Linked DNA regions of Homo sapiens: regions 2, 3 and 4 are each linked to region 1. The links are chromatin contacts, found by Hi-C or POLR2A ChIA-PET in ENCODE. All regions are on one chromosome and are shown on one strand. Each heading gives the region's core, a stretch centred on a gene start or an enhancer-like site at or near the end of the contact. The rest is flanking DNA. Distances are from core to core; before and after follow the strand shown.

Region 1 (6,182 bases), core at 1,784-4,283:
TTTTGTTTATCCTCTCTGCACTGGAAACAAACTCCATTGCCATTTGCAGGTCTGGGAATGTTAACCACAAGGGGCTGAGATACAACTCAAGAGTGCAGAATTCTGTCCTTGTGCTCAATCACTCACCTGAGCTAGGCCGACTGTCTGTCTCCAGGTGCTCTTCAGATGTCTTTTCTACATCCAGTCTCAGGTCACTTATCTGCTTGTCAAGCTCTTGCAACTGATTCAACAAACCAGCATCTCTTCGCCTCAAACAGTTCTGATTAGGAAGAAACAAAGGAAACATGAACATACAGGGGTGACAAAAGAACCAGAAAGTCTACTCTAAGGATTCAAATTACCCATCTGAAGAGTTCACTAAACTTAGAAAACCAAAATTTTACTGGATGACCTGAAGTAACGAAAAACTTCGAGAATTCAAGAATATGTCCTATGTTTAATTCCACTTTCTCACATTTTGTGGTGATATAAAGTTTCTTCATAAAAACAAGACTTGTTTTTAGTTTCAACTAATATATACAAACTGACTTTTCATAGATAGGGACAAGAAAAATGGACTGAGACTTTAAATCATCTGGTGTATAACCAGTCTTTTAAAAAACAATACTTCACAGTAGACTCTTTAATTTGAAATGAGAGTAAGAGATTTCCTATAATACACTATAATCTTAGGTGAGATTTTCTGGCCAAATGTCTTGGCCTGCAGAGTTTTGTTTTCTATTAGTTGCTTTGTGGGGTTTAATCAGTCTTAGAGCCTTTGAAAGTGAGAAACTAATACTAATAGCCAGTGCCAAGTATAATGTGAGCTGGCAGAATCCAAAACCCTCATGGGAAGGCCCATCGAGATTTGAACGCCTCTGGGTTTCCAAAGGTGACAGATGGATTGTGCTAACTCACACTGCCACCTAGTGCTTCCTATTGCTGGAAAAACGGGAGAACTCAAAAAGCATCTGGTTCAAATCATGAATGCCAAGTCTACAAATGAAAATAGTACCATAAATACTGACTGGACTGGAATTCTCTTGACATACTGCTTTGCTCCCCTCAAGCGGACAATAGGAATGCGCCACTTACAATCTTGAGATTCATGCAGACAAAAAGGTGCAATTGCACAAAACAATAAAATGTAAAAGTCACCAGCCATAACCAGTGAGAACTGGCTCAAATGAATGTTACATAGGAATCTGGTCTGTGACCGAAGCAGCACAGTAAAATGCCAAAACAGAGATATTACACAAACCACAGTGTACATCCTTACAAAACACATGCATATGAATATCTACGCCTCTTGTCTTTTGACTTAAAAAGCTTGGAGACATAAATTGTATGTTTGTTTGCTACAATTAATTTCTTCAGGAAAAATGAACCTATCAAGTAAAAGCACTTTGGTGCTTAAAAACACACACACACACACAGAGAAAAGAAATGATCTGAAAAGAGATAATAGAAGAAAACACATGACAACTGCACAGCATCACCACTTTATTGTGGGAGGGCCACTACCTGGCATGTGTCTAGTTTAGATAGTATCACTTGGTCAGGTGAGGACGTTTGCTGTTTCCAAAACTACATTTTAAGGTCACTGAAAACAAAGCTGTCGCCATTATTCTGAGGCGGGGTCAAAAGCTGTTCATCAATACATTAAGCTACAAAGTTCTTTTTCTTCCCCATTAATGAAGACTGCATAGAAAGACTGAGACACTGACAGAAACCCAGTAAGATAAATGCTTACCGAGAGCAGGTTCTCTTTTCTCCCACCTCCACCACCAATCACAGCTGGCAGAACGTATAAAATATGAGAGGAGGGGACACAGTCTCCAGCCAAATTTCCATCATTTCCATCTAGTTTGAGCTGCCTTATACAAAGGGCTTCTATTTGAAATTAAGCACCAGCCTGGGTGAAAGCTGGCATGCTGGGGAGAGCTCTCGGAGAGGCACGGCTCCCTACAGGCGCTCCAGTGTAATCGTAAAACTCGGCCCTGGACAGTTAAGCACGCCACAAACCCCCTCCTTGGCTTTTGGCCCCTCTCGGCGGGAGGAGATAAAGTCAAGAAAACCTCCAAATAAAATGGTATTTTAAGTGGGAGTTTGCAAACCGCTGGGGAGAGGGCATATACTCATCTAACTAAGGAGACCGAACGTTAGAACTAGGCGACTCCAAGAATCCCGAAGGCAGAGGAGGAGGGAAGAGCGGCCACCCCCTTCCCGCAATCCGCGCGAGGTCGCCAGACACAAAGCGGGCACACGCCAGAAACGCGTGGGCGTCGGCAGCCCACACGCCGCGGGCACTCAGGAAGGGGATCAGGGAGGTATGGGGCGGTCGGGGGCGTCCCATAACAGCGAGCATCTCCCCAGCCAGAGTCAACCTCGCGCCCGCCCCAGGCCACCTGCCCGACCTCCAGCCCCTGGGCAGGAACAGCCGTGCTCCACCTTCGGGCACGACCTACCAATTGCTTTCTTAGCAGCAAGATGTTCTCCTCCAAGAACTTCTCCTCCAGGCGACTGCGCTGCGCCGCCTCCCCCAGTAGCTCCCCAGCGCGGGGCGCAGCGGCTCCCGCACCCCCGGCGCCGCGCAGGGCGCCCCTGACCAGCAGCTCTTGGCGCTGGCGCAGGTACTCCAGCTCCGCCAGCCCGGCCAGCGTGGCCTCCTGCCGCTCCCGGGTGCGCTGCCGCTCGGTGTCTGCCTCGCCCTTCTCCCGCCAGCGCCCCTCGGGCTCCGCCGTGCGCTGCTCGCCTCGGGCCGGCGCCGGAGGCTCCAGCTCCTTCGCCGTCCCGGCCGGACTCGGCTTCATGGCCCCCAGTCGGGCAGCGAGAGCCGTCACCGCAGCCGGGCCGCCCAGGCGGAGGAGCAGGGCGCTAGGGCTGCGGCCGCGGGTGGGCTCATGCCGCCCTGTGGCGGGGCGCGGCGCTGGCGGGGACGGTGGCTAGAAGCCCTCGAGTCCTGCGCGCGACCGCCGGCTGCTGCTGTCCCGGCCCGGGCAGCGCCGTCCGCTGTCGCCGCGCGTCCCTCGCCGCGGCCCGGCAGCTGATAACGCCCTGCCCGGCGCTACGTCACGCGCGGCGGCCCTGCAAACCCCCGCCTGGCGCCCGCCTCCCCGCGCCGGCCCCTCGGCTGCGACGCTTGCGCCCCCAGGCTTCCCCTCCTCTGTCAGGCGCGCCGCCCGGCCCCCAGAGCCGCCTCCTCCTCGCTCGGCCCTCCCCGCCCCTCCTCGCCCCTCCCCGCCTCCTCCCCCGCTCTCTTCGCGGGCCTCCTCGCCCCCTTTTCGGGTTTACTGCACCCGATTTTGCCCTCGCTCCTCATTGGCTCTTTCTCGTCGCCCAAAGCTCGGGGCGAGCGCCTGGAGCCCCAGCATCCTGTTACAGTCGGCCGCGCAGGCAGGGGCCGCGACGGGACGCGGCAGTTGGGCTCTCCGGAGAACTTTCTGAAACTCGACCAAGTTGCAGCACAGTCTTAACCCTTTCCCCACACGGCCACTCCTCATTTCCACTCACACCGAGTTAGGTTTCTTTCACTTCCCAAGCAAGGTATTGCAAGTGTATTCACAGACACTGTGGGGTTGGTTCCTTAACTCCACTTTGTAAAGGCAAGCAATACAGAGCACAATGCAGTGTTCTAAAACTTAAGTTTTGTTGTCGTTTTAATTTTTTAACGTCGGTCTTACGATGGACGGCATTTAAAATTAGGCAGGAGGATGTCGTTGTATAGCGAGAGGTTGCATCAATTCTTTTACAAGCCTACGATTTGAGTGCGCGCGCGTGCGCGCTTTGGTTTTTGTTTGAGCTTTTATTATTACTTAGTCTGCGTTTACAATAAGAGCTCTGACTCAGAAATCAGACTGTCTGGATTTGTATCCCAGTTTCACCCCTAAATAGCTGTGCGGGCAACTTACTCCCTTCTCTGTGTACGTTCCCCCCACTGTAAAAGGGAGCAGCTGCTATGGGAACCTGCTGTTGAAGAATTATAATAGTATGCAGCATATGCTATATATTGTGGGGGCTGTGCACTTACAACGTGGCTAGCACATAGATAGTAAAGGTGATATGAGTTGTAGCTTTTCTCCAGAGGGATTTATAAGTCTTCCCTCTTGAAGTATCATGTATTGGTCATCTCTGCTTGGAACACACTACTCCAGACCCCTATCCCACTGAAATTTCCGGTGGGATAGGGGTCTGAAAATTCCACTAGCTGGCTTATCTGTGGAAAAGTACCACATATATCTTTAAAAGCAGTACATCCAAGAACCTCGGAAATTCAATCCAGCAAGTCACAATTGCTGAAGTTCAGGCAAAGTGTTGTGTGAAAGAGTGCATCCTATATCATTATTTCAGACACTTGCACTTTTGCCCATCTGCTTACCCGTGCTAGGAATTCCTCTTCTTTCCTCCCCTCTCTGTGTGGTCTAACCACCCTTCCAACCTTTGAGCTCCAGTTAACTATATAAATATCTGATTCTGATCCCATGCTACCTGTATGGTTATTTATCTGGGTGTGCACACGCATATCTATCTACGTAGGTGTTTATGTGTATCTCTTCTCTCCATCTACATTATGAAAGCTTCCTGAAGGCAGGGACTGTTTTAATACCCTCTTAGTATCGCTGTATTCAGCACATTACCTTGCAAGCATTCACCTGACAATTGCTAGAGAGAGACTCGAGAATGTAGATTGGTTGTAAATTGTTTTTTCATTAGCATACTTTTAAACTTAATAGTACCCATTTAATCTCTACTACAAATAGAATTAAGTTGACATTTACCAAAAAACAAAAACAAAAGAACTCCCTTGCCACCTTTCACTTTCCTCCCCATTGCTGCCTCCCACAGACATGAAAGAACTACAAACTTGATTCATAATTAACAAGGTTGTATATTAGCTCTAAAAATGGAATTATGGTCAGGTGTTCATAAGCATACAAAATCGATTCTCTTCAGGTTATCTATTCTTTATGCCTGCTGTTGCCAAACACTACTTTATAATATAGGAACTAATTTTCCTCCCTAATTTTAGTAAGGCACGAAAGGATAGTGACTTATCCTGCTTGCCAAATGCCACTCACCCATGTCCTCTGTCATTGTTTCATTCTGCTCATTTCTAAACAAGCTTCTTGCTTTCCAGCTCTGAATTAGATTCCTCTGACTGGGTGGAGTCTATTATTGTGGCCTGTGTTATGTCACACATCGACAACTATATTTGTATAGTTGAGGGGGAAAAAAAGCTGAAACACATTTTTACACACTACTAATAAATCTTAAGTCAGGCAGACAAGCTCGCTATGTCTCCAAACCTCCCCACCCTCCCAACCCCCCTCCTCACCAAATGCCACTTTGAGCTGGCTCATTAGTCCAAAGCAAGCCATTTGCCGTAACAGCTTGTATATCTCCATGAAAAAGTGTTCTCAGCAAGTTTAAATATTAAAACTAATATATTCAGATGGTTCCGCCAATAAAATGGTCACGAATAGGAAAAAAGGTTATGCTTTCCAAAGTATCCATTACACATTAATAAATAATGCTGTTCATTCACATGCCAATTAAAACAAACTCAGGCTGTCAAATGAAGTTAGAAGCAAGGAGCTCAATGCTGTAATTGTTTTTCCAGGAAAACTCCCAATGTCATCAGATTAAGTGAGACAGGCTGGGTTGCCCCTATTCTCTTTTTAAGCTAGCAGCCAAATTTTCTCCCCTCCAGTCTAGTTGCCTGGATTTTCTTTCCTCTTTGATTCTTTGTTTTTGTTGCAGGTATTCCGGAAGCAGTTGAAAGTGATCGCCTACTGCTCCCTTCTGTTGCCAACGGAATCTCACTTCCCCCTACTGTTTTGATTTTTCTTTCCCTTTCTTTTTAAAGCAGGTGCTGGTACTTCTTCCTCCACTAGTGCTATTTCATTATCTCCTTTCTAATGTTGTTCAGCCCTAGTTGGTTCTTTTGCTTTCCCTGGACACGCCTGTCTGCTCAGAAAAACTGTTAATTGACACTCAGAAAGTGTACCACTAACGATGGGGTGGACCTGCTGCCTGGATGATCTGGAGAGTAAGATAAAGTTGCCAGCATGAAAAAGAGTCTTGGCTGAATATATTACAGTGGTGTTAACTTATGCTTGAAGATCTTTCCTGGGCAGAGCCAGAACATGTCCCTCATATCACACAGTCTGATGCTTTGTCCTTAGGCAGAACAGCTCCTAACA
Region 2 (6,182 bases), core at 2,634-5,133, 110 kb before region 1:
GGCCTTCGAGGGGTATGAGCAGGGCATGAAGATTATGACTGAGATAAGGAAAAAATCTCGGTATCTATAAAATGGAAAAATAAGCAGTCTTAATCTAACCAAAACCAGAATGTAGAATGGTCATCACCATCTACTCAACAAATATTTCAAAGCACTCATTATGTGCCAAGACCCTGGACATATGCTGGGATACAGTGACAAAAATGCCAGAGTCCAGGGGAGTTTGGAATGTCTCCCCTAACCCCTAGAGGAATGTGTTTTTAAAAGAGCACAAATGGAAGGACCTAGTTCTTTGGTTAGAAAAAGGAGAATGGCAGACGTATGACATCTCTCGGGGGCCACCCTGTCGGCCATACCAATGCCTGCCTCCAACCCTGCAGCTGGGGCAAAAGGCAGAAACTACACCCAGCTTTGATGAACATCCTTGGGTGAATTTTCTCTTGGTTTACAATGATTGCCTTTTCTCCTGAACATGGGCTGGGAACGGAGTAGGAAGAAGAGGAGAGATGCTTGTCAGGAAAATGAACTTTCAGAGATGCAGTTTCAGGGCCTGAATAATGCCAAAGTTTTCCTGTAGTACCTCAGGCTCAGTTTACATAAGAATAGCACATCTGCTTTAAATTATCATTCCTTCCCTTTGTCTACACCCAACCTGGGCAAACCCTCCAAATTATAATGATCCAGAAAGAGGACCATTATTGTTTTTATCTTTGCCACATGAATATTGTGGGTGAAGCAAACAGAGAAAGGCCATGCCAAAGGCCATCACCAGGGAGATTACAGAGTAATTTTGTTCAAAATTCCCTTCCCCCACCAAATATTTCTATACTGGGGAAATCTATTTCTACACTGGAAAAATTTGAGGGCCACAAGCCTCAAAACAGGCCCTGATGGTAGGACCACTGTAGAAACAGTGGGCACAATAGCCAACAGGTAGAAACTTCCCAGGGAGGAGGTGTCACAAAAGACATTGAAGCTGCTGGCTTGTAGGTACCAAGGTGTTTACACACAGAATGCTAACTTCAGAGCCAGCTGCTAGCTGCTAGCTCCTCCTCTCCCCAGCTGCTCTGCACAGCACAGAGCCTAAACAAACTCAATTTGGCATACCCAAAGAAAGCCTCTGAAGTGGGAAAAAAATCTCCCCCTTTTCCTGACGACAGCAGACATCATCTCCCAAGTGAGTAGCCCAAAGTGGCCAAAAACTCTCTATGCAGGCAGTTCCCATTTTAACACAGAGCCCCATTTGAAAACAAGCCCCCACAGCTGAATCTTACCAAGGCCTGCCTGCCCATTCGGGCTTAGGCCTCCCCTTCAAGCACTCAACACAATAACTCTCTGCTAAGGGAAAGGCACTGTGCTATAATCAGCGGCTTTACAGCTTTAACTAGTATCAGAATCATGCAAGGAGTTTCTATCTGCCATGGATGGCAAATCCCCAGGCCATACCTCAGACCTAGCAAATAAGAATTCCCAAGAGTGGGGCCCAATAGTCTGCATGTTTTATACAGCTCCCCAGGTTGAGAGCAACTCCTTAGAGAATGTTTCTCAAAGCCCTAATGACTCAAAGGACTTCAAACTCATTCACATTCAGCATTGAATGAACAATAAGGCTTTACCCACATAAGTTTCTACTTTTAACTGGACTCTGGCCTAAAGGAAACAAATGACTCTCTAAGAGTGGGAATTCAGATCCAGTTATAAAGTTCATGGAGACTGTTTTGATTAAAATATAGATATAAGGCCAGGTGGGGTGGCTCACACCTGTAATCCTAGCACTTTGGGAGGCCAAGGTGGGTGGATTACTTGAGCCCAGGAGTTTGAGACCAGCCTGGGTAACATGACAAAACCTTGTCTCTACAAAAAATACAAAAATTAGCCGCGCATAGTGGCACATGCCTGTAGTCCCAGCTACTCAGGGGTGCTGAGGTGGAAGAATCGCTTGAACTCAGGAGGCAGAGGTTCCAGTGAGTCCAGATCATGCCACTGCACTGCAGCCTGGGCCACAGAGTGAGACTCTGTCTCAAAAAATATATAAACAAATCAAATAAAATCTGTCATGCATATGGGCAAAACTTCAGGGCTCTGGGTTGCTGGGGATCTGCCAGAGGAGCCCACTGCTGAGCAGCCTACTTAGAAACCTTGAAGACGCCCATGTGCACTCCCTCCCAGGCTCACAGTGGGGAGAGGAGGAGGCCTGTAATAGGAATGAAGAGCCAGCAAATGGAGATGTAACGCCTCCTTAGCAGGATTTCCAAAAACTACTGGATTTAATTAAGAATCATGGAAATGCTCCTGCTCACTTGTGTAGGAAGATGGAGAAAGTTTTATATATGCTGGGAAAAAAACAACTAGAAGGTTCAAGAGGCCTGAGAAGAAAGAAATAGGAGAAGACAGTGAGATAAAATAAATCAGGGGGAGAGAAGGCTAGGAACCAAAGTATAATATAAATAAGACATCCTTTCATTCATTCAACAAATATTTATTAAACACCTTCTTTCTTTAAATTCCAAATTCCTCATTTGAGGCAGTCCAAATGCTCAGCTGTCCCAAGGCTGTTCTACTCTCCATACAAAGCTTTAGTTTCTCCAGCATATCCCCATTACCACATCTCATTTTCCATCCAGGATTCTTCCTATTTCCATATTTTTACTCATTTTGCCTGAAATGATCTTCCCTTTTTCCTCCACCAATTCAAATCTGAATCATTCTTCAAAGCCTAGCTGAAGTCACCCTCGCCCCCGGACCCTGGCCTAATTGCCTTCATGCCATTCTGTGTGACATTATAATATTGAGCTTAAGTTGCATTCCACACAAACACTTGATATTTCTTGATTTGAATAGTTCTATTTTTATTATTGTTATTAGAGACAGGACCTTCCTCTGTTTGGAGTGCAGTGACACAACCATAGCTCACTGCAGCCTTAAACTCCTGGGCTCAAGGGGTCCTCCTTCTTCAGTCTCTCAAGTATCTAGTACTACAAATATATGCCACCACACCCAGATAATTTTTATTGTTTGTAGAGATAGGGTCTCACGGTATTGTTCAGGCTGGTCTCGAACTTCTGGCTTCAAGCAATCCTCTCATCTCAGCCTCCCAAAGCACTGAGACTATAGGCATCAGCCATCATGCCTGGCCTGTTCTCTTATTTTTGATTAGAACAATCATGAGCCCACAGGAGTTAATTGATTAGGTAGAGGCTCAATTTAGAATTAGAATGAGGAACTCACTTCCTTATAGTAATAGCTGTATATTATTATTAATGAGTTTTACTGTATGAAGAGTCTGTTGAGATTTTAACTGCTATTTACAACGTTATAACTTCTATGGAAAAATGTATTTTTAGTTCCCAATAACCAGTTTACAAATAATCTTTTAGAAAAAAACATGTTCGTAAATTGGATATTGCTTCCCTGAGGCAAAAGTGAAAAGAGTGATTAAAGACGTGTAGAATACGAGAAGTGTTAGGAGCTGAGTAACAACTGCTTTGGAAGAAAATCACAAGATTGGGAATTTTTAAATTTGCAATTAAAATACAAAGCTTCTGGCCCCCTTGCTTTCGGATACATAGTTGCAATTGGTTGTAAGAATTTCCCCTTCCTCTTCTACACTTGACTCTCAACAGTTTAATATCTCCTTAAATTTATTTTTGTCGGTCAAGTCAGCACCAGGAAGGTTATTCTGTTAAACAGTAACATTTAACAGAAAAACAGGAACTGGTAACATGGGTGCCAGCCTCCCCGTAAAACATGTGATGGCCTTTCCTCAGAAGACACTGTGGACTGATCAAATGTGACCCTCTGCTTCTGATTTTCTGAGCTTCTCTCATAGGACTCTCGGGGTCACTTGGACTGTTGAGCAAAGTTCCCGGAAGGTGCCCCGCCACTGCCTGCCAAGTCGGCTGTCTGCCAGCAACACGCCTGCTCCTGCCTTTTGCTTGGAACTGCGTTTTCTATTGTTGCTGTGACTGAGCCCAGCCTTTGCTATGGGCATGCCCTGAATCCTGACACTTAGCTGAAAGTATGAATAGAACCGAAAAGAGTTTGGGCCATATTCTGAGCTCAGGATAAGGACTGGATTCACAATAATTGTACCAAGGTTTTCATTAAAACATCACATTCTGTCATATATTTAGCTAAGAGGCAAATTTTTCATTCCTCAAAATGCAGTAGGTGCTTTAGTGTGAGAGGCATTACTTCTGATTGTTTAGATGGAACAGCCACACTCATAATTTAATGGACTTGTTTATGGACTGAATGAAAGTATTCCTAATTTGAATTAAGAAATACTTTGAAGCAGGTCATTTGTGGCTTGAGTCCCAGCCTTGGGATCGGGATGGACTCCAGCTGCCAATGGCAATGACTATAGCTCACGTGCCCAGCTTTTTGTAGCTCAAAGGATCCTCAGTTTAGTATGAGCCTCTTCTCCATCAGCTAGTACTAGGCCCCCGTTCCCGCTAATTCTAATAACAGCAAGCCATTCAGAGGGACCTTAGCCAAGCCAGGCTTTCAGTTGAGGTTAATATACCTCCTTCTCTATCCAAATAGGTAACTTCGGGCAAGGTACTTAACTTTTCTGAGCCATGGTTTCCTCATCTGTCAAATGGCCACTATAGTAATGTCACGGGATTCTTGAGGTGTTGCTTGTCCAGCTGAAAGCCACAGGGCCAATGGCACCTTTGCCCAAGTTTTCCTCAGGCCTGCTGGGCTTGTACTGCCCACTTAGCCTGGCAGGCTGCACTCAGCTCGCTCTACTGGCCTGGATCTCATACCTGCCAAGAGCGAGTGGAGCGGTAAGGGGTATATGAGTGAGCAAGCATGGGGTCCGGCCACTGTGCACAGCCAGGCATGCTGGTGGTGGGTGGGGCAGACAGCTCCAGGTGCCAGCCCAGGTGTACCATAAGCAGCTTCCATAGCTGGCACTGGGGAATCCAGTGGTGCTCAGAAGCTTGAAGACACCAGGAACCGCAGAGCCCCAAAGAGGGTGTCACAGCCCTGGCTGGGGGAGATCCTAGGTCTGGGCTCCCTGAAGGGCCGCAACTCTTCTCTCCTTCTCTCTTCTCTCCTTGTCACCCACAGTGTGGTGAGCAAGGGGTGTGTTTCAGCCTTGTTTGTGTTACAGCTCTTTCAGCCCCACCATTCAGTGAGTCCTGAGTTATTGTCCTGCATCCAGGAAGAATGAGGTACAGGGAAAAGTGGACAGTTAGCAAGGCAAAGAGGAGCTTTATTGAGTGACAGAACAGCTCAGAGGAGACCTGCATTGGGTAGCTCCTCTCCACAGGCAGGGCGTCCCGATGAGTGTTCAGTTCTCAACAGAGAGGAGACCCTGGAGTGGGGAGCTCCTCTCTGCAGGCAGGTTGTCCTGTCATCTCCTTGAGTCTGTCTGAGTCTGGGGTTTTTATGGACTTCAGAGAGGAAGAAGTGCCTACTGATTGGTCCGTGGGTGGCCATGGGTGGGCCTGGAAAAAGTACCGTAAGTTCCCACTCTGGTCTGTGGGGCCGGCAGCCTGGCCGTCAGGCTTCAGGCCTTCCCCAGCTCGAAGGTAGAGCTTCACTAGGGACCCACTCCTTTCCACCCAGGAGCCTGTCTGCCTCCTGCTGTCACCCAGGCTATTCATGCTGAGGGACACCTAAAGGCCCATGCAGAGCCGCCCTTAGCCCCCACTCAGGCTCCCTCCCATGCTTACCAGTGCCCAAAGTCCAGAGGCAGCCAAGGCAGCAGGGGGCTGGAGCGTCAGTGCTGCCCCAATTGTGCACACACCCAACCAGGTTGCAACAGCTCCTGGGCTCGACCTCAACTTTGCTCCAAGATCAGAGTAGGTGCAGGGAGCAGGGAGAGGCCAGGTAGTGGGAGCAGGCACTTCCAAGCCTGCAGGTGGGAGGGGGCCTTTCCCAGGCCCCCAAGAGGGGACGCCCAGGTCCGTAGCCATGGCTTGGGCAGCTGCAGCTACACTCCAGAAGGGCAGGGCTCCTGCCCAATCCCAGCTCCCAAGAGCACAGGGATGCCCAGGTCCACAGCCACAGCTGGATGGCCGCAGCTGCTCCCAGGGAGCACAAGGTTCCTGCCCTGCCAGGGCTTCTGCCTTTTCCCGGCTCCTGCTGGCTCTTTGGAGTGTGCAGCCCTGGCCATGCCTCACCCCCTGAAGCCAGCATCATGGCAGCAGCCGCTCCAGACAGGCCTCCAC
Region 3 (6,182 bases), core at 2,719-5,218, 100 kb after region 1:
TCCAGTTTAATAGAGCTCCCTTTCAAATTCTACAGAGAACACAGAGTATAAACATGAAAACAAAGGTATCAATACCACCTCAGAGATCCCTTCCATTGAAGAACCACTTGTTTATAGCAAGTAATGAGAATATTAACTCCCTAATTGAGTTGATCAAGGATCTTAGCAGAGTATGCCACCTAAAGGAAGGGTACATAAATGGTTACTATGACATATGGTTGTTGCTGTTATTGTAAACATAAAACTCTCCTCAGTCAAAACTGGGGGAGGATCTTGACTTCTGCAGTGATACGTCTTAACAGTTAAAAAAAATAAGCCACTATCACAGTATCAGAGTTGACCACTTTTATTCTTATAACAAGTAAGTGGCTTCATAATTCTCACTTGTTGATTTACGAGGTTTACTGGAAGGGTGAGTATTGTGCTCTGCAGTTGATGATTAAAACAGCAAACACGGCCTACAACTAGGTCAACACAACTTGAAAACTGCTTCTCAAGTTTGTCAGTTCTTACAATTCTTTATCCTGCTGATCAAAACTGAAAAAAAAACATAATACTGGTATTGAAGTCAAAAGATGAGAAGGAAAATTTTGGAATTATTTGATCTATAAAGTTCTATTAACATTTCTATGGAAATTTTGAATGAGCAATGCTGACTAGAAATTGAGTTATATATTAACTATAAATATAATTTATATTTTTATCTTTACCACAAAAAGCTGACTTGTTAGCTTTTACTTAAATGTTTGAAGATACTACAAAATAAAGAACAAGTGAACTTAGATTTGGAAATAGAATTCCAGCCTGGAAAAGCAGGGATACTGGCTGAAAAAGCTTTAATTGAAGGCACACAGGGAGTACTGGGATTGCACTACTTGTACACACTGTGCCTTTTCCAAATACCCCCCTTATTTCAATATTTTAGCTTTTCATTTCAAATAGTCGTTCAAAATATTGTTGCTATCTCTGGTGCCAAGTGAAAGTAAACCATGTTATAGTTAGTGTACATCCTTTTCAAAAATTGGTATTTTTCAAGGAATACTACACAGCCATAAAAAAGAATGAAATCATGTCCTTTCCAGCAACATAGATGGAGCTCATAGGCCACTAACCTAAGTGAACTAACTCAGAAGCAGGAAATTCATTACCACATATTCTCACTTATAAGTGGGAGCTAAACAATGGGTACACATGGACATACGGATAGAAATAATACACGATGAAAACTCCAAAAGCCAGCGAAGGGGGGGCAGGGTTGAAAAATAACCTATCAAGTACAATGTTAACTATTTGGGTAATGGGTACATTAGAAGCCCAATCCCCACAATTAAGCAATATACCAATATATCCATGCAATAAACCAATATATCCATGCAATAAACATGCACATGTACCCCCAAATCTAAAATAAAATGACATTTATAAAAATTGGTATTTTTAAAAAATTGAAATTTGGGCTTTATAACAGTTATACTCATATTTAAAAAAAAATTATTTTGGGCTTCAAAGCTTACTTTCTGACTCTTCAATGCTATTTTCAGTAAGAGTCACTGGTATAGTAATACTTACATTTGTAAATCTTTATAGTATTATTTTAAACAAATTCTTTATGGATTATCTAAGAAAACAGCATAAAACTATAAGGCTGTTAACTGCAAAATAAGGATATAAAGATGAAGCCCCCCAAAATGTGAATTTTTTAACCCACAAAACAACATAAATTTTTAAAGGGACGATGTACAGAATTTAAAACAAAACTCAATAAGGAGACATCTAAAATTAGTAACAGTCAGGATAGCTACATTTTTATACTAATTTGAGTTCACTAAAAAAAAAAAAAAAAATCCAATAAATTATTAGGGTACTTAAAAATATATAAAAAGAAGTTAGTACTTGTTAAATAACCTGGCCAGATCCTCCAAATTAAGTTACTCATTGGCTCTAGTAGGTATACCAACTCTCTTAAATAATAGCATTTTCAGAAATAGGATCCTGGCGGCATAAAAGTATATATCCCACTGCCAAGAAGTTGATAGTTAATTCAGAAAATAGATGACCCACCTATCCTGAATGCAAATCACAATTAACTTGAGTAATGTACATTCAATTATTAAAGCTTATTAAAAAGCATTTAAGTACTTGACTGTATTCCTGTTGGTGTTATGACAGAGAGAGTGCCTGCCTTTTAGGGGCAAGAATGTCTAGAGGGACATTCCAGCATTAAAATTTGGTTGAGAACTGAGAGACTCTATGTTTTAATAGACAACTTTATCTACAACTCACTTCCTGTTAGTTGAACAGCCTGTGAAACAGCTACTAAAACAAATTCCTCTCAGATCATTCTTTATAAAAGCATGCCATAATAGTTTAAAAACTAAAAGAATCTTAAAAACTACAATAGGTTTGCCTGGTGAAAGAAGCCATACATACCGTATGATTTCATTTATGTGAAGTGCAAACAAGGAAACTAATCTAGGTTGTTGGAAGTCAGAGTAGTGGCTTTATGCTTGTGGGAGTAGAGACTGTGGCTGAAAGGGAGCATGAGGGCCTTTGGGGGTCTGGCAGTGTTCAATTTCTTGAGCTGGATACTGCTTCCACAAGTGTACTGTATTTGTGAAAATTCTTTGAGCTGTACACTTACAATATGTGTACTTTTCTGAATGTATATTATTCTTCCATAAAAAAGTTAAAATGGAAGAAACCAATAGGGCAGTTTCAGCAATTAAAAGATGATACCTTTGTAGTTTTAAACTTTTTTCCAATGATAAAATTAAGCCAAATTACTGGCATTACTAGGTAACCTTTAATATCAAATAAATAGTTACACTAAGTCATAGGCCGTACTGCTGACTACAAAGATGAATTCCTTTCTATTTTTTTTTCCTAAAACCTTGAAATACCAGTGCACTGAAATTATTCAGAAGCAGAAGGTGAGATTTTGTTGTTGCTGTAGTTTAACTCTCACAGGGCTTACTATCTAGGATACTTCGTGCTCTACGACAATCAGCCACTTGATTTAATTGAAAGCACAAACTATAATCCAGTTTTAACTAATCTTCAGCATTTAAAAAATCTTAATACATTGTAAATTCACATTTAATTCCTTTCTTTGGTAGGAAAGAAGTTTGCTGTTTCAGTTTATGTCTATTAAGCAATAATATCATAACTACACTTAAACTCAACCATATCTTTGTCAATAATAACACCCATAATTCTAATACACCTATATTATACCAGGCCACAGACTGTTAGAGAAGGTCACTATTATAACATTCTTATAAATGACATTTGATAATTACCAAAGCTGATGGCAAAGTAACTCCCTAATATTTACTAAGCAGTTTGAAGCTAAGTGCCTCTGTATCTATACACAGAAAATCTATTTTCTGAGATGGAAACCCTTCCTAAATATGAAGACTTCTCTCAAATTATGGCTTGTGGTTATCACTAAAAATATACTGTATTATCTGTGTAGCCTTGACAGTGGGTTTTGACATCTCTAGCCATTCCTAACTAAATATGGAAACAAAAATTAAATGTGACATAGTGACCAGTTCACTTCCCTAAGGCCAGACCTGGTAACTTTTGAAAGAGTGAAAGAATGAAAAATGAGCTTTCAAATACAGGAAGCCACTAGAAAATAAAAACACCACCATTCCACATCCTAAAATAAGAGCTTTAAAGATTTTCTGTTGAATAGCAAGTTTCGGGGCAAGGGGGAGAGAGGGAGAGGGTGGGTTTCTGCTCACTGTACACACGACACCAGTGGGAATAAGGGCCAGTCCAAGTTCTACGTTACCATTACTCTGGGTAATAGTTCCAAGCTGTAAGGCACAGCTGTATAGGCCCTGCCAGCAAGGCCATCGCAGCAGTGCTTTGATAGCGTGGGGCCCTGAAGTGTCAGGATATAGAGAAGGCAGCAGTTGTTGGCTGTGAAAACAGTCTGATACAAACCAGATGGGAACTTACTAGATGGGCAACACAAATGAAAACAATTGGCTCATTCAACAAAGTCAGGCCCCTGCCCCAGAGAATTCACAGAAGACAATAACAGTCACCCAGAGTTGATGCAAACAAGAAACAGCCATGTGGTTACAGTTTAAAGAACTGTTTTTCCTTAGACTAAACAAAGTTTTGATTTCTAATTCTTGTACTCATTAATTGAAGTTTGGTGTACAGGTCTTTTTGCCAAAGATAAATATTTCATTTCTTTTGTGACACCAATAGAAACTAATTTTATGCTGCTTCCTCTAAAGTGCTATGAACATAAGCTAAGCTATTTCAGGAAACTGGCAAATTTAGAAAATGATTGATCATGCTGACACAGTAATTAGAAAATATCCAACATATGATTTCCAGGACTTCCTAAGTCCTACTTTGTGTAATGTAGGTAGAATGACACAAAAGGCAATAATCGCAAGGCTCTCAGAACTATATTTCTACATAAATTGTTTTTTCTGACTCCATTAGGTGGTACAGTATTACTGCAATTATATTCCCAAGAAAAAAGTGCTCCTGTTTTCCATAGCCTCTGTGAGGCTTATCACAAAAAAAGGTTCCTGACCATTCTGAGCTGACAAGTGTAACAAAGACTAACAATTAGATTTTAAGATACATTTTAGCAATAACATTTTACTGAAAGACTTTTGTGGGTATATATTCCATAACGAGTAATTTGTTTTACCATTTTAACAGAGAGCAAATAGCATTCGAGCTTAAAATAATTCACAAGTAATTGCATTTCTTCTTACTTAGAAACCCAAGAGTAATTTTGACCTCTGTATTTATTCCAATTAAAAAATATACCCAAGAAAGTCTTAAATTTGGAATCACCATTTTTAGGTCAAGGATAAGGAGCCCATCAGGGACACTGAAAATAATGAGGTGTATTACACAGCATTTGTCATGCACATATTTAAAAATATTTTGTAATTATATAAAAGAGTGATCCTGTTTTATTTTGCTCTTATAATAATAATAATAGATTTCTTAAAAGATATCTTTTCTGAAAATGATGGAATTGATTTCATTTCATTTTCATCTGTGGAACTGTAAAAATTACTATGGTATATGAGATATAAGACTTGGGTTTCCCAGTCTGCACATGCAGGATTGCCCAGATTATACCCATTGGCTACTCCCATCCTAAAAGCTGAGGCTGAACACAAATACCCTTTCCTGTTCCATTAAATCTTTCATCCTATGCAAGGTAATTCTGAAGTAAGCCAGAGAAACAGAAGTGAAGTAACAATTTGGTATGTAGTTTGATGCCATCTTATCAGCCATAGGTATTTACCTCCTCTTGTCTGCTGCATACACATACATGTTCAGGCATACTTTTTTTTTCCTTTTTTTTTTCAATTACACATTAAGTTCTGGGATACATATGCAGAACGTGCAGGTTTGTTACATAGGTACACACATGCCATGGTGGTTTGCTGCACCCATCAACCCATCATCTACATTAGGTATTTCTCCTAACGCTATCCCTCCCCTATCCCCCACCCCCCGACAGGCCCCGGTGTGTGATATTCCCTTCCCTGTGGCCAAGTGTTCTCATTGTTCAACTCCCACTTATGAGTGAGAACATGAGGTGTTTGATTTCCTATTCCTGTGTTAGTTTGCTGAGAATGATGGTTTCCAGCTTCATCCATGTCCCTGCAAAGGACATGAACTAGTCATAATACACATGGCTGCATATTATTCCATGGTGTGTATGTACCACATTTTCTTTATCCAGTCAATCATTGATGGGCATTTGGGGTGGTTCCAAGTCTTTGCTATTGTGAATAGTGCTGCAATAAATATACGTGTGCATGTGTCTTTATAGCAGAATGATTTATAATCCTTTGGGTATATACCCAGTAAAGGGATTGCTGGGTCAAATGGTATTTCTGGTTCTAGATCCTTGAGGAATCACCACAATGTCTTCTACAATGGTTGATTTATATTCCCACCAACAGTGTAAAAGCATTCCTATATCTCTACATCCTCTTCAGCATCTGTTGTTTCCTGACTTTCTAATGATCGCCATTCTAACTGGCATGAGATGGTATCTCATTGTGGTTTTGATTTGTATTTCTCTAATGAGCAGTGATGATGAGCCTTTTTTCAGATCTTTGTTGGCCACATAAATGTCTTCGTTTGAGAAGTGTCTGTTGATATCCTTTGCCCAATTTTTT
Region 4 (6,182 bases), core at 2,669-5,168, 66 kb after region 1:
GCCCAAAGCCACAATGCTAGGAAGCAACAGAACCACAATTCAAGTCCAGATCCTTCTCACCACAAAGTCTGTGCTCTTTGCAGCATGCCAAGCTGTAAAATCCAAAGGAGTAAACACAAATATATAAGAATAGTAAAGTCAGGGGCCAGGAGACTCAAGAGATGTGAGCCAAGGTGTCAGGTCAGTCATCTCTACATGTTGTGGACTTCTACCAACAGAGGCTGTCTCCTGGTGTGCCCCTTTCGTGTGCTATCTGGTGAGTGCTGCAAGGTGGCAGCTTCTTCACAGAGTCAGGGGGCAGATAAAATTAAAATGAACATAATAACTGTTTTAAAGGCGGTCAGGTCAGCTTTGCCAAGTGTCGTGTTTGATGTAAGCAGCAGAGGGAAATGGAAGAGAGAGGGTGACAGAGTCAATGACTGAGTAATAAAACATTAGCCCAGGCTCTGTCTGGATGCTCATGAGAGCCTCTTCCCTAAGATGAGGATCACTCAGGAAGACATGATGAGAACCCATGAATCTAGCACCCACCACCGAGCAGGGAACAAAGTAAGAAATGCCTTTCAAGAAGGATGTCATCAGTGGTGTCAAGTGCGAAAAAAAGAATAAGCTAGAGGAAGACTGAGATAAGGCCTGGATTTGGCCTTGAGGAGGACACAGTTGGCTTTTGAGAGGGTAGATCTGGGGCCTTAGAAGAGTGTGAATCAAATGACAGTGGCCTGAGGCAAGAGTGGAAAGTGCTGAAATAGAAGCAGCATGCGGTTTGACTTTGTCAAGAAGCCTGGTGGCCAGAAGTAGATGGTGAGCAAGTCAGAGACAGGTGGTCAGTTTAGAGAAATTGCAAGGGGAGTCATAGGTTAGGGAGGAAGCGCTAGTCACAGGTTAGAGAGGGGTGATTCTAGGATGCAAGAGGAAGAAATTGATTTGTGGAGTAAGGACCCAGATGGGTGAAGAGGGGACAGGATACTGCCCATTGACAGAATCTTTTCTTAAAAGGGAAAGAGAAGAAAAGGAAGACTGATGATAATACAGACATTAGAAGGGAGTTTTAGGCATTTCTTCTTGGTGGTTTGCGGATTTAGTTTTTTACTATTCCACATGGCATGAAGGATAGACTTACTTCAGCAAGAAAAAGCATGCAATAGCAGGTATAAGTTCAGGTTCCTAGATTTGCCTCTTACTAACTCTGTGGCCTTCGACAACATTTCTGAGCTTCACTTTCCTTGCCTTCAAATCAGGATGATTATACCTGTCCTGACTCCAAGGGGGTGCTAGAGTCTGCTCACACCAGCTCCCCTGAGCCAATTGCTAAATATCTAGAAATTCAGAGTTGTTAAATCATTGGTAGTATGAAACTGGCACAAACCAGGGATTCCCTCTCCCTTTTGAGTGCTTACCACATCACTGCCTGATTCCCTTACAAGGCACTGTCAGGCTGAAATGAGAGGCTGGTTGTGAAAACACTTTGCAAAGAACCAAGCCCTGGATAAAGGTAAGGGATTTTTATTATTAATATTAACAAGTGTGACGGCATGGTTTCCTATGTATTAACTTGAGTTTTATTTTCTATTCCCCACTGCCCACCTTTCCCAACAGGTAACTTTAGTATTTCCTTGTCTCAGCAGTTTTTGCAGGGCAGAAGGCAAAGATACTTGAAGGCAATGGCTCCTCTAGTCTTATTGAAGGACTTATACTCACCATAGAGATCGTGTTAAGAGCATGAGGGAAAATGGGATTATCAAAAAGACTTCAATAAGACATTCAGAGGAAGAGATTCCCTATAGACAAGGAAGGGGAGAGATTTGTGGGTTCTACAAGAAGGAAAATGGGTCCATGTCTGGCTCCCAACAAGCCTCTGGAAGAGACATTTCTTAGGAAATGGCTGCAGAGTGGATTTGCGAAACCCATCGAGGGGCTTCTTAGACTCAGCTACATATTCAGACGTACAAGACTGCAGTCAATCACACTTGGTATCAGGATATAAGCCAGGATATTCTATTTGCTAGCAGTGAAGCATCAGCGTTTGTTTTCCTCGGAAGTAATCTATACAGCAATCCATACAGCAAGAGATGGCCTCTTTGGCTTCCCAGGGTTCTAGTACAAGAAAATGAGACCACATCAAGCACATGTAGAATCCTCCCTAGCCCCGGAGCCTCATGCCCCACAGGAGCCAATATGTCTTGTAACAACTCCACAACAGCTGTCAGCATCACCTCAAGGGACATACCCTGTGTCAAGAGTCACTGCTCTCGGCCAAGCCCAAAGCTATGGCTTCCTCTTAGGCATTTAGTTCTCCCAGTACAGGTGCAATTTACCAGTAAGGAGTCATTTTTGACATCAGTTACTATACCTAATAACACAGTTGACATACTACCTTTGTCAGGTTTCTGGGGGAAACAGAGAAAGAAATTATTCGAAGGTAAAATTCTCAGGTAGAAGGGGAAAGGGTTTTGTGACAGCCTTTACCCCCCGTGGACTCAGTAGCCAGGACTCCCTACTCTCAACGCCCCCACACAGGGACTCCCAGCCTCACCGAAGGTGTCCACGCCCCACACATGGCCGAGAAGTGGAGTCCTTGAACACAAAGCATAAAGGACATCATGCTGGTGATGGAACAGAATTTCTTGCCTTCCATTCCCTCACTATTTCACCAACTGCTAAATCAACCCACACAAAAATCACAGTGAAAAAACCCCCTTGGCCAGGCACAGTGGCTCATGCCTGTAATCCCAGCATTTTGGGAGGCTGAGGCAGGAGAATCGCTTGAACCCGGGAGGCAGAGTTTGCAGTGAGCTGAGATCATGCCACTGTACTCCAGCCTGGGTGACAGAGCGAGACTCTGTCTCAAAAAACAAACAAACAAACAAACAAAAAAAAAAGAAAAGAAAAAGCCCCCTTAACCTCTATATATTCCTCAGCAAAAACTGCAGCAAAGAACTTCTTCATACCACTTGAGGATGAACCAGTTAACATTTGTAGAGCAGGCAAAGATGACAGATATATTAATAACAGTACCAGGCACACACCAGGGGCTGCTTGGTCTCTGGGCACTTAGCAGTCACAAATCATTCCAGCACTGTTTGTGAAGTATTATGGGTCCATTCCCAGTGCAAACAACCTCTGGAGAAGGGAATTCCAATCCCAAACTATCTTGTCATTTGAAACATTTATTTTCAAGACATGACATTATGTTCAGTTGTTCTTTTAAAAAGAGTAACGAGATTTCCATAATTGGAAATAATTGAACTCAAGAAACACTTTTAATACATATTATGGAAAAGATTTTTTTCTTTCTAGAAGCATTCAACAAATATTGATGTTGTAGAAGTAACACATTAGTACAGATTCATTATGAAGAACAATTTGAACAATACACTTAAAGTAAAGGTCTTCCTGGCCCCCTTCTCACCCAGCCTCCCTCACTGGAAGTGATGAGGATGTTGATTTGCGGTGCTTCTTTCCTGCCCTCTTGCTCTACACTTACAATTAATGTATTTCCTTTGGCTTCCAGTAAAATCATTATAGTGTAGATTCTATATTTCCTTAGAAATCATTAGATACATAGAGAGTCTTTCAGAAAGCTTAACACCAGGAAATGTTAATCATTTCAAAATTAGCTACCCACAGGTTAGAGGAACAAAGACGTTGTCACTTTTCCCTTAAGTCACAGGATATGTCTACAGTATCTGAAAGGAACGTGATCCAGACCCAGTAGCTTCACTCTGTAAACATCTTGGAATCCCTGAGCAATTCCAGCAACCTGGGTATCCCCCTGTGACTAATCTAAAGAGAGCTGGCGTTTCAAAGTAGTGCAGTTCAAGCTCCAGAATATACAGAGTAAGACATTCAGCTAAGTAGGCTCTGTAGGCCCCGCTGCATGGCACCACCCCCTCTACCCCGAGGTTTCCATTACCCACAGGCTTTGATCTGGTAAACAAATCTGCCTCCAATCATGTGGCAAAGGTTGCCGTTCTCTCACTCTCCTCCCTGTGCTAGGGAAAACTGAACAGTTAACAAATAGAAAGCGTTCTGTGTCAGTTCATTATTTTGTACCTGATTTGGAAAGACGGAAAAACAGCCTTTTCAAGCAGTATCTTTTGCCAATTTCCTCTCTTCCCTTCCCCCAGAACCTAAACCCTGGGATTCTCCCTAGGAATTTTATAGAAACCAGCCTGTCTGGAATATTCTGCTGACAGAAAGTCAGGAATTGATGCCAGCCGGAGAAAACACAACTTCTGCCACCTCTGTAATTCCAGAAAAGCCTTGCCTTCCCTGCAGCATACACTATAGCCAGGCCTTGCCTCATTTGGCTTTGTAGCCTCAGCACCTAAGTATCCAGAACACAGTGCCCAATACATGCTTGTCACATTGAATTAATTGTATTAAAGTCAGTTGATCTCTCTTAATCTCATTTAAAGATGGGAAGTGCCACACATCCCACCAAGGGGGAGGGAAAGGTGCAAGGATAAGTGAGCGTTTTCTCTTGGACGAGAAGTGGGCAATGTGGGAGAGAGCCCTGCCAGAGACATTTAAAATTGGCCCAGTGGCCAGTTGTAGTGGCTCACGCTTGTAATTCCTAGCACTTTGGGAGGCTGAGGTGGAAGGATCGCCTGAGGCCAGGAGTTCCAACCAGCCTGGGCAACATAGGGAGACCCCTGTCTCTACAGAAAAGTTTAAAACATTATCTAGGTATGGTGGCACATACCTGTGGTCCCAGCTACTTGGGAGAGTGAGGCGGGAGGATTGCATGAGTCCAAGGTGGGGGTCGAGGCTGCAGTGAGCTATGATTACACCACTGCACTCTAGCCTAAGCAACAGAGCGAGATCCTGTCTAAAAAAGAAAAGAAAGAAAGAAAAAGAAAATGGGAATAACTACATCTAATTCACAGTGTGATTATAAAGATGGAATTTGATCTTTCTAAAAAAAAAAAAAAACCCAAAGAAAAAATTGTATGGGTTCCTATGTCCCAAAGGATAAATAAAGTGAAATTTCTTGCAGTTAAGTGTCAGAGAGGCTTTGGAGCTTATTACTTGGGTGCTGTTGAGTAGGTTATTTCATCTGAGTTTCAGTTTCTTCATTTGTAAAATTAGGATAATAATATCTACTTTGGAGGGTTGTGGTGAATACAAAATGAACAGACATGTAAAGTTCTCGGCATAAGCATTGTATGTACTAAGTATTCCATAAATGCTAGCTATTAGTGTTATGAACATAGCCTGTACATTGCAGGCACATGACTAAAACTAAATAACTGTTTGGTGAGTGAATAAATGAATGAATGAACATAGCTGTGTCAGTAGGGAGTGTATGTGGCTACATGTAATAGAAACCCCACTACAGTGACCAAACCAAAAGCTGGGTTTTTTTGTCATGTAATAAGAAGTCCAGGTTTGGGCAACCCAGGGCTGGCACACTCCTCAAGGAAGTCATCGGGTACCCAAGCTCCTTCTTACATGTGGTCCTCAACCTCAGATCTGCAAGACATTCTGCTTCCTGTGCTCCATTTAGGAGCTTCGGTTGCCTCATCTGTAAAATGGGAATAGGCTGAAACCCTTTTTGGTGAACCATTCTATGATTCTCCAATAAACTCAGTACCAAATAAGCACTGCTCATTTGGGATCATGCCATTTGGAGATAGCTTATTTTATATCCGATAAATAAGCCACCAAGTCTCAATCCCACTCACGCCCATCATTCAAAAAAATTATAAAAATATTTGGCAACATGAAGAAATACTTATAAAAATATTAAATGAAGGCCGGGTGCAGTGGCTCACATCTGTAATCCCAGCACTTTGGGAGGCCTAGGCAGGCGGATCACGAGGTCAGGAGATCGAGACCATCCTGGCTAACATGGTGAAACCCCATCTCTACTAAAAATACAAAAAATTAGCTGGGTGTGGCGGCGGGCGCCTGTAGTCCCAGCTACTCGTAAGGCTGAGGCAGGAGAATGGCGTGAAGCCGGGAGGCGGAGCTTGCAGTGAGCGGAGATCGCGCCACTGCACTCCAGCCTGGGCAACAGAGCCAGACTCTGTCTCAAAGAAAAAAAAATTAAATGAAAAAAAGCACACTATAACATTTGGTCCAGGTACTGACAAGGAAAGTTCTAAGACATGTTAAGAGAATAAAAGGAAGTCACAGACAACACTTACAGTTGATTTCACTTTTGAAAAAAACAAAAT

Evidence for each region. Hi-C counts contacts between places; a loop is a spot of excess contacts on that map. ChIA-PET counts read pairs that join two places held with the same protein, here RNA polymerase II (POLR2A). Pooled maps may share reads with other maps.
Region 2: a loop to region 1 is called in a map of dorsolateral prefrontal cortex, with 2.4 times the contacts of the local background. The contact joins the enhancer-like site here to the promoter of DACT1 in region 1. A Hi-C loop is called at or near these places in 6 of 168 maps with a recorded cell type or tissue (Calu3, GM12878, IMR-90 and 3 more), 21 of 37 single-sample maps with no recorded cell type and 19 of 50 pooled maps. POLR2A ChIA-PET finds 5 or more read pairs at or near these places in 3 of 52 experiments (A549, IMR-90 and activated T-cell).
Region 3: a map of dorsolateral prefrontal cortex shows a loop between it and region 1 (7-fold over the local background). The contact joins the enhancer-like site here to the promoter of DACT1 in region 1. A Hi-C loop is called at or near these places in 6 of 168 maps with a recorded cell type or tissue (Right ventricle myocardium inferior, aorta, ascending aorta and 2 more) and 11 of 50 pooled maps. POLR2A ChIA-PET finds 5 or more read pairs at or near these places in 5 of 52 experiments (AG04450, BJ, CD4-positive, alpha-beta T cell and 2 more).
Region 4: a map of naive thymus-derived CD4-positive, alpha-beta T cell shows a loop between it and region 1 (7-fold over the local background). The contact joins the enhancer-like site here to the promoter of DACT1 in region 1. A Hi-C loop is called at or near these places in 7 of 168 maps with a recorded cell type or tissue (CD4-positive, alpha-beta memory T cell, GM12878, IMR-90 and 3 more), 1 of 37 single-sample maps with no recorded cell type and 13 of 50 pooled maps. POLR2A ChIA-PET finds 5 or more read pairs at or near these places in 11 of 52 experiments (AG04450, BJ, CD4-positive, alpha-beta T cell and 7 more).

What each region holds. Positions count from the first base shown.
Region 1 is chr14:58,634,813-58,640,994 of GRCh38, reverse strand. DACT1 (dishevelled binding antagonist of beta catenin 1) reads right to left here and starts at 3,033. Exons shown (of 4, transcript NM_001079520.2): 1 at 2,448-3,033; 2 at 127-259. The coding sequence starts at 2,792. RefSeq lists a silencer at 2,533-3,242.
Region 2 is chr14:58,750,637-58,756,818 of GRCh38, reverse strand. No RefSeq gene overlaps it. Among named protein-coding and RNA genes, the nearest start is that of LINC01500, 75 kb to the left of the region's middle. RefSeq lists enhancers at 3,754-4,048, 4,095-4,817. Within about 2 kb of position 3,883, at least 22 of the 41 ENCODE cell types and tissues checked have a DNase peak (open chromatin) inside an H3K27ac peak, as active enhancers do; they include dorsolateral prefrontal cortex, where a contact is called at or near this core.
Region 3 is chr14:58,531,362-58,537,543 of GRCh38, reverse strand. The region is part of intron 29 of KIAA0586; the gene reads right to left. Among named protein-coding and RNA genes, the nearest start is that of DACT1, 100 kb to the left of the region's middle. RefSeq lists a silencer at 2,487-2,687. Within about 2 kb of position 3,968, at least 6 of the 41 ENCODE cell types and tissues checked have a DNase peak (open chromatin) inside an H3K27ac peak, as active enhancers do; they include dorsolateral prefrontal cortex, where a contact is called at or near this core.
Region 4 is chr14:58,569,912-58,576,093 of GRCh38, reverse strand. No RefSeq gene overlaps it. Among named protein-coding and RNA genes, the nearest start is that of DACT1, 65 kb to the left of the region's middle. Within about 2 kb of position 3,918, at least 2 of the 41 ENCODE cell types and tissues checked have a DNase peak (open chromatin) inside an H3K27ac peak, as active enhancers do; they include CD4-positive, alpha-beta T cell, where a contact is called at or near this core.